2 separate regions of the Homo sapiens genome follow, and region 2 is linked to region 1. The links are chromatin contacts, found by Hi-C in ENCODE. All regions are on one chromosome and are shown on one strand. Each heading gives the region's core, a stretch centred on a gene start or an enhancer-like site at or near the end of the contact. The rest is flanking DNA. Distances are from core to core; before and after follow the strand shown. Region 1 holds the start of PWP1 (PWP1 homolog, endonuclein). Region 2 holds the start of PLBD2 (phospholipase B domain containing 2).

What was found. Hi-C counts contacts between places; a loop is a spot of excess contacts on that map. Pooled maps may share reads with other maps.
Region 2: a loop to region 1 is called in a pooled map, with 17 times the contacts of the local background. The contact joins the promoter of PLBD2 here to the promoter of PWP1 in region 1. A Hi-C loop is called at or near these places in 2 of 50 pooled maps.

Annotation. Positions count from the first base shown.
Region 1 is chr12:107,681,214-107,687,048 of GRCh38, reverse strand. It overlaps PWP1 (PWP1 homolog, endonuclein), which reads right to left and starts at 1,250. Exons shown (of 15, transcript NM_007062.3): 1 at 1,078-1,250. The coding sequence starts at 1,149. RefSeq lists enhancers at 912-961, 1,182-1,441 and a silencer at 3,871-4,128.
Region 2 is chr12:113,355,471-113,361,305 of GRCh38, reverse strand. It overlaps PLBD2 (phospholipase B domain containing 2), which reads right to left and starts at 2,719. Exons shown (of 12, transcript NM_173542.4): 1 at 2,416-2,719. The coding sequence starts at 2,705. It overlaps LOC105369989 (a long non-coding RNA gene), which reads left to right and starts at 1,796. Exons shown (of 3, transcript XR_945346.3): 1 at 1,796-1,976. RefSeq lists an enhancer at 1,461-1,960 and silencers at 2,296-2,355, 2,406-2,905.

The sequences.
Region 1 (5,835 bases), core at 1-2,500:
ATACTATATGTGCACATGTCGACTCCATAAAGGCAGGGTCTTTTTCTATTTTTTTTTTTTTTTTTTTTTTTTTTTTTTTGAGACGGAGTCTCACTCTGTTGCCCGCCCAGGCTGGAGTGCAGCTGTGCGATCTCGGCTCACTGCAAGCTCCGCCTCCCGGGTTCACGCCATTCTCCTGCCTCAGCCTCCCGAGTAGCTGGGACTACAGGCATCCACCACCACACCCGGCTAATTTTTTGTATTTTTAGTAGAGACGGGGTTTCACCGTGTTAGCCAGGATGCTCTCGATCTCCTGACCTCGTGATCCGCCCGCCTTGGCCTCCCAAAGTGCTGGGATTACAGGCGTGAGCCACCGCGCCCGGCGGGACTTTTTCTATTTTGTTCATGCCTATCCCAGGACCCTGAACAATGCCTGGCCTACAGAAAGCACTTAGTATCCAATGAGGAAATTACTTAAGTAATCGTCACCTCTGCTACAGTCTCAGTCTCCAACTCTTGTAGGTTTTTCATGTGTTAGACATTTACCTCTCATCCTCCCTGCTACCATCAACATCTCACTTGGATTACTGCAAGAAATTCCCTATTCATCTCCCAGCCTCACGACATCTTAGCCTCCACACCAGTTTTTCTACACCACATTCATCCTCACTCCTTCAGACACGGAGCACAAGAGTGGAAAGTGGAGTTTTCATGCTCTCTTCCCAGTTATGCTTGAAAATGCACTTGGGTGCTAGTGAAGCTAGTGGTGTTGTCAAAAAGCCTTTTGGGGTATTACCCACCAAAAACAGCAGCCCACCCCTTTCCGGCCCGCTAAGTCCATGTGCGTGCGAATTTGGGAGTGGGGTTGGGCTTGAGGGTGGGAACAGTGAGAAGGCGCGGCCCTTGACTCTCCAGGCTCAGGCGAACCAGACCTTCTGAACTGCAGCTCTAGTCGCGACAATCCGGGCAAAGCCGCCCTCACCCCAGCCAGTCGCACCAGCCAACGCCCCGAGTTCCGGGTCCACGTTCCCCCAGCTGGGCGGACCCCCAGTGCCGTAAAGACGCTGCTCCCCTTGTCTCCCAGCGACCAGGCCTCACCTTGTCTGGTGTCTCTTTGGCCACGCCGCAGCGGACCCAGGCCACGCACGTCACCTGGCGGCTGCGGTTCATGGTCCTCAAGTCAAGGGCGTGTCACGCTAGAAACCAGGCTGCATAGGGAGGGACCACGACCGCACTGCTGCCACACGCTCAGGGATCTGCACAGGGCCGCTGCCAGGGCAGAGCGCATGCGCAGGCTCCTGTTTGGGCAGCGTCGGCGCTCATTTCAGACGTCATTCTGAGGCGCCGAATGAGAAATAGGAGGGGACAAAATGGAAGCGGAAGCAGCCGGGCGAGGAATCCACGTGGGCTGGTCTGGGCTGTGTGAAGTATAGAGAAAAGGCTTTTCAGGACTGCATGTGACGATGCCTGCGGGCTTTGTAAAGGCCAAGAAAATATTTGGGACTGTAGGGGTCAGTCAGAAGCAAAGTTTCACCAATCTTTATTTTGCTTGCAGTTCCGTAGACTTCAAGCTGACAAATGGCAGAGGTTTGTGGTTTGCGTTTTTTAAAAAGCTTTCTCCAAAATGAATTTGTCGTTTCACGGAGATCCCACCATTACATCTCATTACATCCCTAAATGTTACTTTCTCACCTTAAAACATTTAGCACCAAAAAAAAAAGTGAGAAAAAAACATTTAGCACCAATTATATACTAACTATGCAGTAGTGATTTAGTCTTGGCAAACACAAAGGGCTTACTTATGTTGAAGGCGCTGTTTTGAGTGCCGTATCACGTGATTACTTACCCCTTTGTGGGAGGTCTTATTTCCGTTTTACACCTGGGAAAACAGCGATCCTTCCAAAGGTCACACTGCTAGTAAGCGGTGCAGCTGGGATATGAACCCGGGCAGTGTGACTCCCTTGTATCTATGTCATGCTTCTCAGCTAAGATCAGTCATCTGTTAGAACTCGTGAGTGGCTGGACGTTTGTAGAATGGAAAATCTCAAACTAGCATCCCAGAAAAATCTGGGTTTTGATCTCTTGGCTGTGTGGCCCTGTCCTGGTCATTTACCCTCAATGCATCTACCTCTGAGAGAGGCAAGCAAAAGAAACAGGAAGGTGGCTGCTATGGGGAAACAGTGGCAAGGATAAACTGGCAGTACACATGGTCTTTCCCAGTGGCATTGTCAAACGGGGGGTGTCCACCTGTGGGCTCTATTCGGGGACCTTTTTGCAACACATTTATCTTTCTATACAGTATTTTACTTGGTTCTCACAACACTTTGTTTTAAAGATGAAGCTAGAGTCCCCAGTAGTCAAATACTTTCCTACTCAGATCACACACAGAGGAGCTGATACAACTATGAGTTCTGTCACCAACTCTACTCAGCCTAATGCGCTTGGCAATCTCCCTGCCTGAGGAGAGATCCTCCCAGAAGTAAATTGCTCATTGTTTGTGTAGGCAGATTATTTGTCCATTAAGACTTCTCCCCCTGCTCTGTTTCTGTAAGATGATTCTTCTGTGGTTTCTTTGCTTTTAACCCATTTTAGAAAGACCATATGGCAGATAATATTTTTCAAGGATGGCTGCAACAATAGAGTCCTTCACACATGTTTGTCTGCAACGTGATCTTGATATTCCTCCATCAAAGCACCCCCCCCCGCCCCCACCAACTTGAATCTGGGTAGTTGTAGGTCTGCTTTGGCCAATAAAGTATGACAGAAATGATGTTTCCAAGGTTAAGTCATAAATAGGATGCAGGTTTTGCTTCCCCACCACCACACCCACTTCTCCACTTCCACACCCCCCACCCACTCCCCCACTGCCCACCAGTAGAACACTAATGTTTGGAGCCCTGAGCCACCATATAAAGTTTGGCTACTGTGGTAGTCTGTTCTCACACTGCTAATAAAGACATACCCAAGACATGATAATTTATAAAGAAAAAGAGGTTTAATGGACTCACAGTTTCAGTTGGCTGGGGAAGCCTCACAATCACTGCAGAAGGCAAAAGAGAAGAAAGGCATGTCTTACATGGCAGCAGGCAAGAAGAGAGCATGTGCAGGGGAACTCCCCTTTATAAAACTATCAGATCTCAGCTGGGTGCAGTGGCTCATGCCTGTAATCCCAGCACTTTGGGAGGCCGAGGCAGTTGGATTACAAGGTCAGGAGTTCTAGACAAGCCTGGCCAACGTAGTGAAACCCCGTCTCTACTAAAAATATAAAACTTAGCCGGGCATGGTGGTGCATACCTGTAGTCTCAGCTACTTGGGAGGCTGAGGCAGGAGAATCACCTGAACCCAGGAGGCGGAGGTTGCAGTAAGCCGAAATCGCACTGCTGCACTCCAGCCCGGGCAACAGATCAAGACTCTGTCTCAAAAAATAAAAATAAATAAAAATAAATTAATTAATTAATAAAACCATCAGATCTCATGAGACTTATTATCATGAGAAAAGCACAGGAAAACGCCGCCCGTATGATTCAATTACCTCTCACTGGGTCCCTCCTATAACACATGGGGATTATGACAATTCAAGGTGAGATTTGGGTAAGGACACAGATCCCAAACCATATCAGCTACCCTGAGTCCACTATGCTGTTAGGAAACCAAACCACATGGAGAGACCACATGTGGTACTCCAGTAGACAGTTGTAGTTTTTGAGTTAACCCAGACCTGTAAATGAAAGTGCCTTTAGGTGAATCCAGCTCCCAGACATTGATTCACTCCCAGCGTTTGAGCTTGCTCAGCTGAGACCCAGCCATCATGGAACAGAGACAAGACATCCCCACTGTGCCCTGCCCAAATTTCTGACCCCCAGAATTTGTGAGCTTAGTAAAAGATTGTTTCTAACCACTAACTTTAAAAGAAAAAATCCTTCCATAATTTTTATTATAGTAAAATATACATAACACAAAATTTGCCATTTTTAAAAAGAGACAGATTTAGGGTGGGCTCCGTGGCTCGGCCTAAATCCACTTTGCCCTCCTTTGAGAGGCCAGCACTTTGGGAGGCCAAGGCAGGAGGATCACTTGAGCCCAGGAGTTTGAGGCCGACCTGGAAAACAGCAAAATCTTGTCTCTACAAATAAAAAAATTAGCTGGGCATGGTGGTATGCACCTGTGGTCCCAGTGATGGCAGCAGCTGCTGCCATCATGCCAGCTACAGCAAGGAGGCACAGCTGGGGCTGCATGCTCCATGGAGCCAGTGGGAGCCCTGCCCCTTCTGAGTTGGGGCAGGAGCTCCCGGGGTACTGCTGCAGTCACCCAAACTGCAGCTGCAGACCCAGGCCTCCTGCTTTACAGAGCAGGCAGCAGCCACCCAAACTGCAGCTGTGGATCTGGGGCTCCCTGTGCTCTTGGTGGGAGTGGCGGGAGCAGGCAGGATCTGCCCTCCCAGGTGCAGCTGCAGCCGCCCGACCAGTGGCTGCAGACCTGGGCCTCCTGCTCCGCAGAGCAGGCAGGAGCTGGGGACAAGTGGGATCCCTGCCCCTCCCAAGTTGGCGGGGTGGGAACTCCCAGGGTGCAGCTGTGGCTGCCCTCTCAGGTGCAGGACTGGGCCATCTATATAGCCTGTGCCCTCAGGGGCCCGGGAAGGGCCCCCACAACTCTGTCACTCAGGGCTGTCTGCTTCTGCTGCCTGACTTCTCTCCTCTCTTGGAACCTGCTCAGATCTTGGAGCGGGCTTGGGGATGAGCGCCAGGGCCATGAATGGCATCAGGAGGCAAATAGATTCCTGGGCTGCGGTTCCCCAGTAAGGCCTGACCTTCAGACCAGGGAGGGCCTGAAAGCTGGGGGCCAGCTCCCAGTTCCGAGGTTGGGAGTAGGGACTCGTGGTACCTCTTCTGGGCTGCCAATGGCCACCCATGGACCAATCGGCATGTACTTCCTCCCCTCTGAGGTCCATAAAAGCCCGGTCTCAGCCAGAGCACGAGAGAGGATGGCCAGAGCAGGGCAGAGGACGCAGAGGATGTTGAGACTATGGGAGGATCAGCTGCAGAGAGCAGCTCTCCTCTGCTGATAGCTGGAGATGATACTACGACTTGCCAGCAGAGAGGAGCCACCCTCTCTAGGGCCTCCTGTCTGCTGACAGCTGAACACTCGATTGGCCGACCTACCTACAGAGAGGAGCTACCCACTGTGGGTCTTCTCTGAGCTGTTCTAACACTTAATAAAGTTTATCTTCAGCTTGTTCACCCTTCACTTGTCTGTGTTCCCCATTCGTCCTGGACTCAGGACAAGAACTCGGGCAAAGGTGCCACCTGCCACAGAGGTTTCTGGCCAGAAAATCGACACCTCAAAGATCCCATAACACCAGCTACTTGGGAGGCTGAGGTGGGAGGATTGTTTGAGACCAGGAGGTTGAGGCTGCAGTAAGCCATGATTGCATCACTGCACTCCAGCCTGGGTGACAGAGTGAGATCCTGTCTCAAAAAAGAAAAATAAAAAGTAAAAAAAAGAAAACCCTGAGTTGCAGGTTTGGTGCTCCCTTCTTGCAGAGTCCAATAACAAGAATGAGGTCTGGTATAAAAAAAGTAAACTTTGGCCGGGTGCAGTGGCTCACGCCTGTAATCCCAGCACTTTGGGAGGCCAAGGCCGGTGGATCACCTGAAGTCAGGAGTTTGAGAGCAGCCTGGTCAACACGGTGAAACCCTGTCTCTACTAAATACACAAAAACTAGCCAGGCGTGCTGGCACATGCCTGTAATCCCACCTACTTGGGAGGCTGAGGCAGGAGAATTGCTTGAACCTGGGAGGCGGAGGTTGCAGTGAGCCAAGATCGCACCATTGCTCTCCAGCCTGGGTGAAGAAGCAA
Region 2 (5,835 bases), core at 1,470-3,969, 5.7 Mb before region 1:
ACGAAGGATTATGGTGTAGGGAGAATTTATCCTGATAATCCCAGGATCCCCAGTGGCAAAATCTGGGGATTTCACCAGGAAGGAGGAGGATCCTAATTCTGAGTGAACAGAGGCATCAAATCCCTGCCCCCACCCTCCGAAATAAGACACAGAGTCCCCCACAGATCAGAGATTCTGCTGATCAGGAGCCAGGACACCCCCTATGGCTTTCTTTCATCTGACCCTGAGTCCTCAAGCAGCTGTCTCTGAGGACCTCAGTTTCCTGCCTATAAAATGGGGCTCGCTTTATGGTTTTCCCTGCATCAGAGCCTCAAGGGCTGGCAAACTCAAAGGGAAAGGGGCATGTGAGCGTAAGAGGAGGGGATGAGAGAGGGTGCCGAAAACAAGCCAGAAAGTCCAAGATGGGCAGATCACCTGAAGTCAGGAGTTTGAGACCAGCCTGGCCAACATGGTGAAACCCCATCTCTACTAATAATACAAAAATTAGCCGGGCATGGTGGCACACACCTGTAATTCCAGCTACTTGGGAGGCTGAGACACGAGAATCGCTTGAACCCAGGGTGGGGAGGTTGCAGTGAGCCAATATCGTGCCCCTGCACTCCAGCTGGGCAACGGAGTGAAACTGTGTCTCAAAAAATAAAATACAAATAAAAATAAATAAACAGTGCTTTCTGTGACCCCAGTGAATTTCCATGACCCTTTTGGTCCTACCTTGATATGAGGGAACATGCTCAGAGAGGTGAAGGGATTTGCCCAAGGTCACACAGCAGAGGGGCTGAGCCTGGAAGAACTTTCCATCCAGCACAATCAAGGAAGCCTTCTCTCCACTTCCATGTTTACCATAGTCAAGAGCAACACAGCCCAGGAGGGGCCTCCAGAGGCCAAAGCCCCCTCCCCATGCTGGGCCTCGCTCCTGCCCCTCCTCGCCTGAACAGTTCTGTCATGTCCTCTTGATTCTGCTATGCAGGGCCAAAAACATGAGTGAGTCAGCAAAGAACGGGTCACCAGATCCAAGAGTCCCGGCAGCCCCCGAGGCCAGCCACAAAGCTTCAGTTCCCTCCACAGATGCCAGCTCACTCTGTGGCCTCCTCTCTCTGGGAGCCTTCCCAGATTTACCCCAACCAGTGCCCCTGTGTCTGTGCAAATATCTCCCCCAAATCTCACGTCTACTTGATGTACCCCCCAAGTGCCACCAGAATGGGGGTGTCCTCGGCATCCTGTGTCTCCCTAACACCTGCAGAAGCCAATGGATGCCAGTAAAATGGATAGGGGCTAAAGTGGGAGGAGGCCCTTTCTGCTGCAGGGGGCAGTGTGGTCTGAGCACAGACCACATCCTGGGCACATCCTAGTGCTAGGGTTCCCTAGCATCATCTGGACACTAGGATATGACGGATGCACCCCGGGTTCCCTAGGATCCCCCAGCACAGCCTGATCCAGCGTCTGGGCCCTGCTGACAAGGCTTTGAAGCTGATCCTTCCCACTCCCACTGACTCTGATTTCTCTTCTATCGCTGTCTGTGTTTCCCACTGAGTAGAGACAGCTGCTCAGCTGTGTCCCTAAGGCCAACCATCAGGGTAATGAATAAATGAATGGGCACAAGCCCTTGTACAGAACTTGCAGCACATGACCACCCAACTAGAGCACATCCTCAAAATCTGGGCCACAGATGGGGAAACGGGAGCCCAGACAGGCGGAGGAGTTAGGTGAGACTCACACATCAGAATGACAGCCTGGGTTCCAGCAATAAAGATGGTGAGCATGGCTGCCAAACACGGCATCCAGCCAAGGACTTCCCCTTGGACCAGGACACAGAAGACAAGGGAGGAGCAGAGCCCTAGCAGGATACTAAATGGGTCTATGTGACTTTAGGGACCCTCTGCTTTTGGACTAGCCTGGAACCCAGGTTCAGTCCTGCTGACCTGGCACTGGAAGGGAGGCAGGGTGCTGGCACCCACGAGCAAGCCACAGCCAAGCAGGTAAGAATTAGTCTCCTGCTGAGTTCTCATCACCCCTCAGGCCTGGGGACAGGGGGCTGGCCTCCATGGGGTGAGGAGGCAAAGTCTAGGGAAGGGAGCAGGTCCCCGTGAGGATAGAATTTACCCACCAGCCATGGACCTGATCCAGATGCAGGCACTGCGGCCTCGGTGGTAGGGAACTGGCTTCTTGGGGACAGAAGTACTGTCACCACTGGCTGAAGGCAAGGGACTGGCCCCATGAGGTGAGGGATGCCGCAGTAGCCAGCTCCCAAACAGGGTACTTGGCCCGCAGGGCGGTGCTGCAGCCTCGGGAGTAGCTGACCCCCAGAGAAACGGGCGTTCCCACCCGGCAAGAGGCCGGTCCCGGGAACAGGCGAGGTCCGGCGCCCACGCATCCCCCTCCCCCGATGGCCCCGCGTGGGGATAAGCCAACCCTTACCCAGTCTCGCGGATGGCGTTGGTGAGGTTGGCCCAGGCCACGGCGTCAGGGTGGCGTCCGTCCACCATAAGCAGCTGGCCCGCCGAGACGTCCAGGAGCACCGAGCGGCTGCGGGAGGCTGGAGGGACCTGCCCATCGCGCGCCCAGCGGCCCCCCGGCGCTGGGATCGCCCCCGCCAGGCCGCTCAGGAACGGCCCGACCAGCAGGGCCAGCACCAGGGCCAGCGCCAGCGCCCGCGTCAGCGCCCGGGCCAGGTGGCTGCCGGGGTAGCAGTACATCTGGCCCACCATGACCGCACAATGCTGCGCCCCGCAGCCCGGGTCACGTGACTGCGCTCTGCCATGGGCGGGGCCGAGGGCGGGCGGGGCCGGGCTTGGGCTGAGCCTTTCCGGGATGGGAGGGGCTGGCGCGAGGGGAGGCCTACGGGGCGGGACCCACCTTAAAGAGCCCGGCCGCCCCTTCCACCTACGCAAACCCGGTTTAGCACACTTCCCCAAGTTTTTTTTTTTTTTTTTTTTTGAGACAAGACAAAACCTCCATATGTCGCCCAGACTGGAGTGCAGTGACGCGATCTCGGCTCATTGCCACCTCCGCCTCCCGGGTTCAAGCGATTCTCCTGCCTCATCCTCCTGAGTAGGTGGGATTACAGGCGCGCACCACCACGCCCAGCTGATTTATGTAATTTCAGTACAGACGGGGTTTCGCCATGTTGGCCAGGCTGGTCTTGAACTCCTGACCTCAGGTGATCCGCCTGCCTCAGCCTCCCAAAGTGCTGGGATTACAGGGGTGAGCCACCGCGCCCGGCCAGATTTATTTAATGGTATTTGCCATTTATTTAATACAGTTATCTAATGCAGTCTTTATTCCAACTTTTCCCATTGTCCCTCAAATACCCTTTTTACATGTGTGTGGGAAAAAGCTGTCTAACTACTACTCAAAACCTAGATGCCGTCGGGCGCGGTGGCTCACGCCTGTAATCCCAACACTCCAGGAGGCCAGGGCGGGCGAGTTCAGGAGTTCAAGACCAGCCTGGGCAACATGGTGAAACCCCCGTCTCTACTAAAAATACAAAAAAGTAGCCGGACGCAGTGAGGCGCGCCTATAGTCCCAGCTACTCGGGAGACTGAGGTAGGAAAATCACCTGAGCCCGGAAGGTCGAGGCTGCAGAGAGTCGAGATTGCACCACTGCACTCCAGCCTGAGCAACCAGAATGAGACCTTGTCTCAAAAGAAAAAAAAAAAAAAAAAAACCTAGATGCAATAAAAGATTAATGCATTTGACTGTATAAATTTTTTAACTTTTTCATGTCAAAAAACTCAATAAGCAAAGTCAAAAGACATCTGACAGACCAGGAGAAACTATTTGCAACATATATCATATATATACATTACATATATATATGTATATATATCTCAACATATATCATATAATATATCAGGAACTCTTAAAATTTGAGAGGGAAGGCCAGGTGAGTGGTTCATGCCTGTAATCACAGCACTTTGGGTGGCCAAGGTGGGAGGAATGCTTGAGCCCAGGAGTTTGAGACCAGCCTAGGAAACCTGGCAAGACTCTGTCTCTATAAAATATAAAAATTAGCTGAGCTTGGTGGTGCACACCTGTAGTCCTGTTGTGGGAAACTGAGGAACGGAGAGACCAATATGAGAGAACAGGAGGATGTTTATTTCAACGTACGCACTGGCTCAGTGGATTCACATCCAAAAAGCTGAGCCTAGAACAAAGATATTGTGGGGTTTTTATAAGCAAGCTTAGAAAGGTAAAACAAAAGTAGTTAATCATATAGTGCATAACTTGTGGCCTTGCATAGCTGGTGGCCTTGTAGCTGCATCAAAAGTAAAACAAGAACTGGCTAAATAGAGAGGTTTGTAAAACATAGTCATGCTTAAGAGACCAAGGAAAGGAATAGCAATAAAATAATTTGTCTTTCTCTCTTTTTTTTCCTTCAACCTTGCTCTGGAGGCGGGCGGTGGGGTGGAGGGCGGGGTCTGGAGCCCAGTCCTCTGGCCTTGGCTTTTCGGACAGCGTTATCTTATAACTGTCCTTGAAGTGAGCTGCTAAGCAGAGGAAAACTTGTTCTTCTTCTTTTTTAACCCTTGCCTTGCCACATTCTGGGCCTTAGCTCTTACTTCTCTTGGAGTGAATATATGTAGTACTTATTATTATTATTATTTTAATTTCTGCCTCAGTCCCAGCTACTGGGAGGCCGAGGGGGGAGGATTGCTTGAGCCTAGGAAGTCGAGGCTACAGTGAGTTGCACTACAGCCTGGGCAACAGAGCAAGAAGTTGTCAAAAAGGAAAGAGAGAGAGAGAGAGAGAAAGAGAGAGAAAAGGAAGGAAGGAAGGGAGGGAGGGAGGGAAAGGGAAGGAAGGGAAGGAAGAAAGGAAGGAAGGAAGGAAGGAAGGAAGGAAGGAAGGAAGAAAGAAAGAAAGAAAGAAAGAAAGAAAGAAAGAAAGAAAGAAAGAAAAGGTTTGAGAAGGAAAATGTGAAAACCAGACAGAAAACATGGGCAAAAAGCATCAGCAAATAATTCATGAACAAAGATGTAGAAGTGACCATTATATTTATGAAAAATGCTTGCTTCATTCACTATAGGAGAAATGCAAATTAAAGCTACACTGAAAATAAACATTCAGAGAAATATATGGTGAGAGAGCGTATACCCTGAATGGTACATTCAGGGTAACATGAAGCGATGCTCCTAAGTGCCCAACCTCAATCTTCGGGTGAAAACAAACTCTATACTTAACCATTCAAAAAAGAAGAGGCCAGGTGCAGTGGCTCATGTCTGTAATCCCAGCACTTTGGGAAGCCGAGGCAGGCAGATCACGTGAGGTCAGGGGTTCAAGACCAGCCTGACCAACATTGTGAAACCCCATCTCTACTAAAAATACAAAATAATTAGCCGGGTGGTGGCATGTGCCTGTGGTCCCAGCTGCTGGGGAGGCTGAGGCAGGAAATTCGCTTGAACCTGGGAGGTGGAGGTTGCAGTGAACCGAGATCATGCCACTGCATTCCAGCCTGGGCGACAGAGTGAGACTCTGTCCAGAAGAAGGAGAAGGAGAAGAAGTAAGAAATATACAGTGAAAATAGAGTGCATGTAAAGACTGCTGAAATAAGGTCTGTAATTTAGTTTTTTGATTTTTGTTTTCTTGGGTTTGAGACAGGGTCTCACTTTGTCGTCCAGGCTGGGATGCAGTGGTGCAATCATAGCTCACTGTAGCCTCAATCTTTCAGGCTCAAGTGATTCTCTCACCTAAGTCTCCTAGGTAGCTGGGCTACAGGCATGCACCACCACACCTGGTTAATTTTTTTGAGTTTTTGAAGAGATGGAGTCTTACTTTGTTGCTTGACTGGTCTCAAACTCCTGGGCTCAAGCGATCCTCCCACCATGGCCTCCCAAA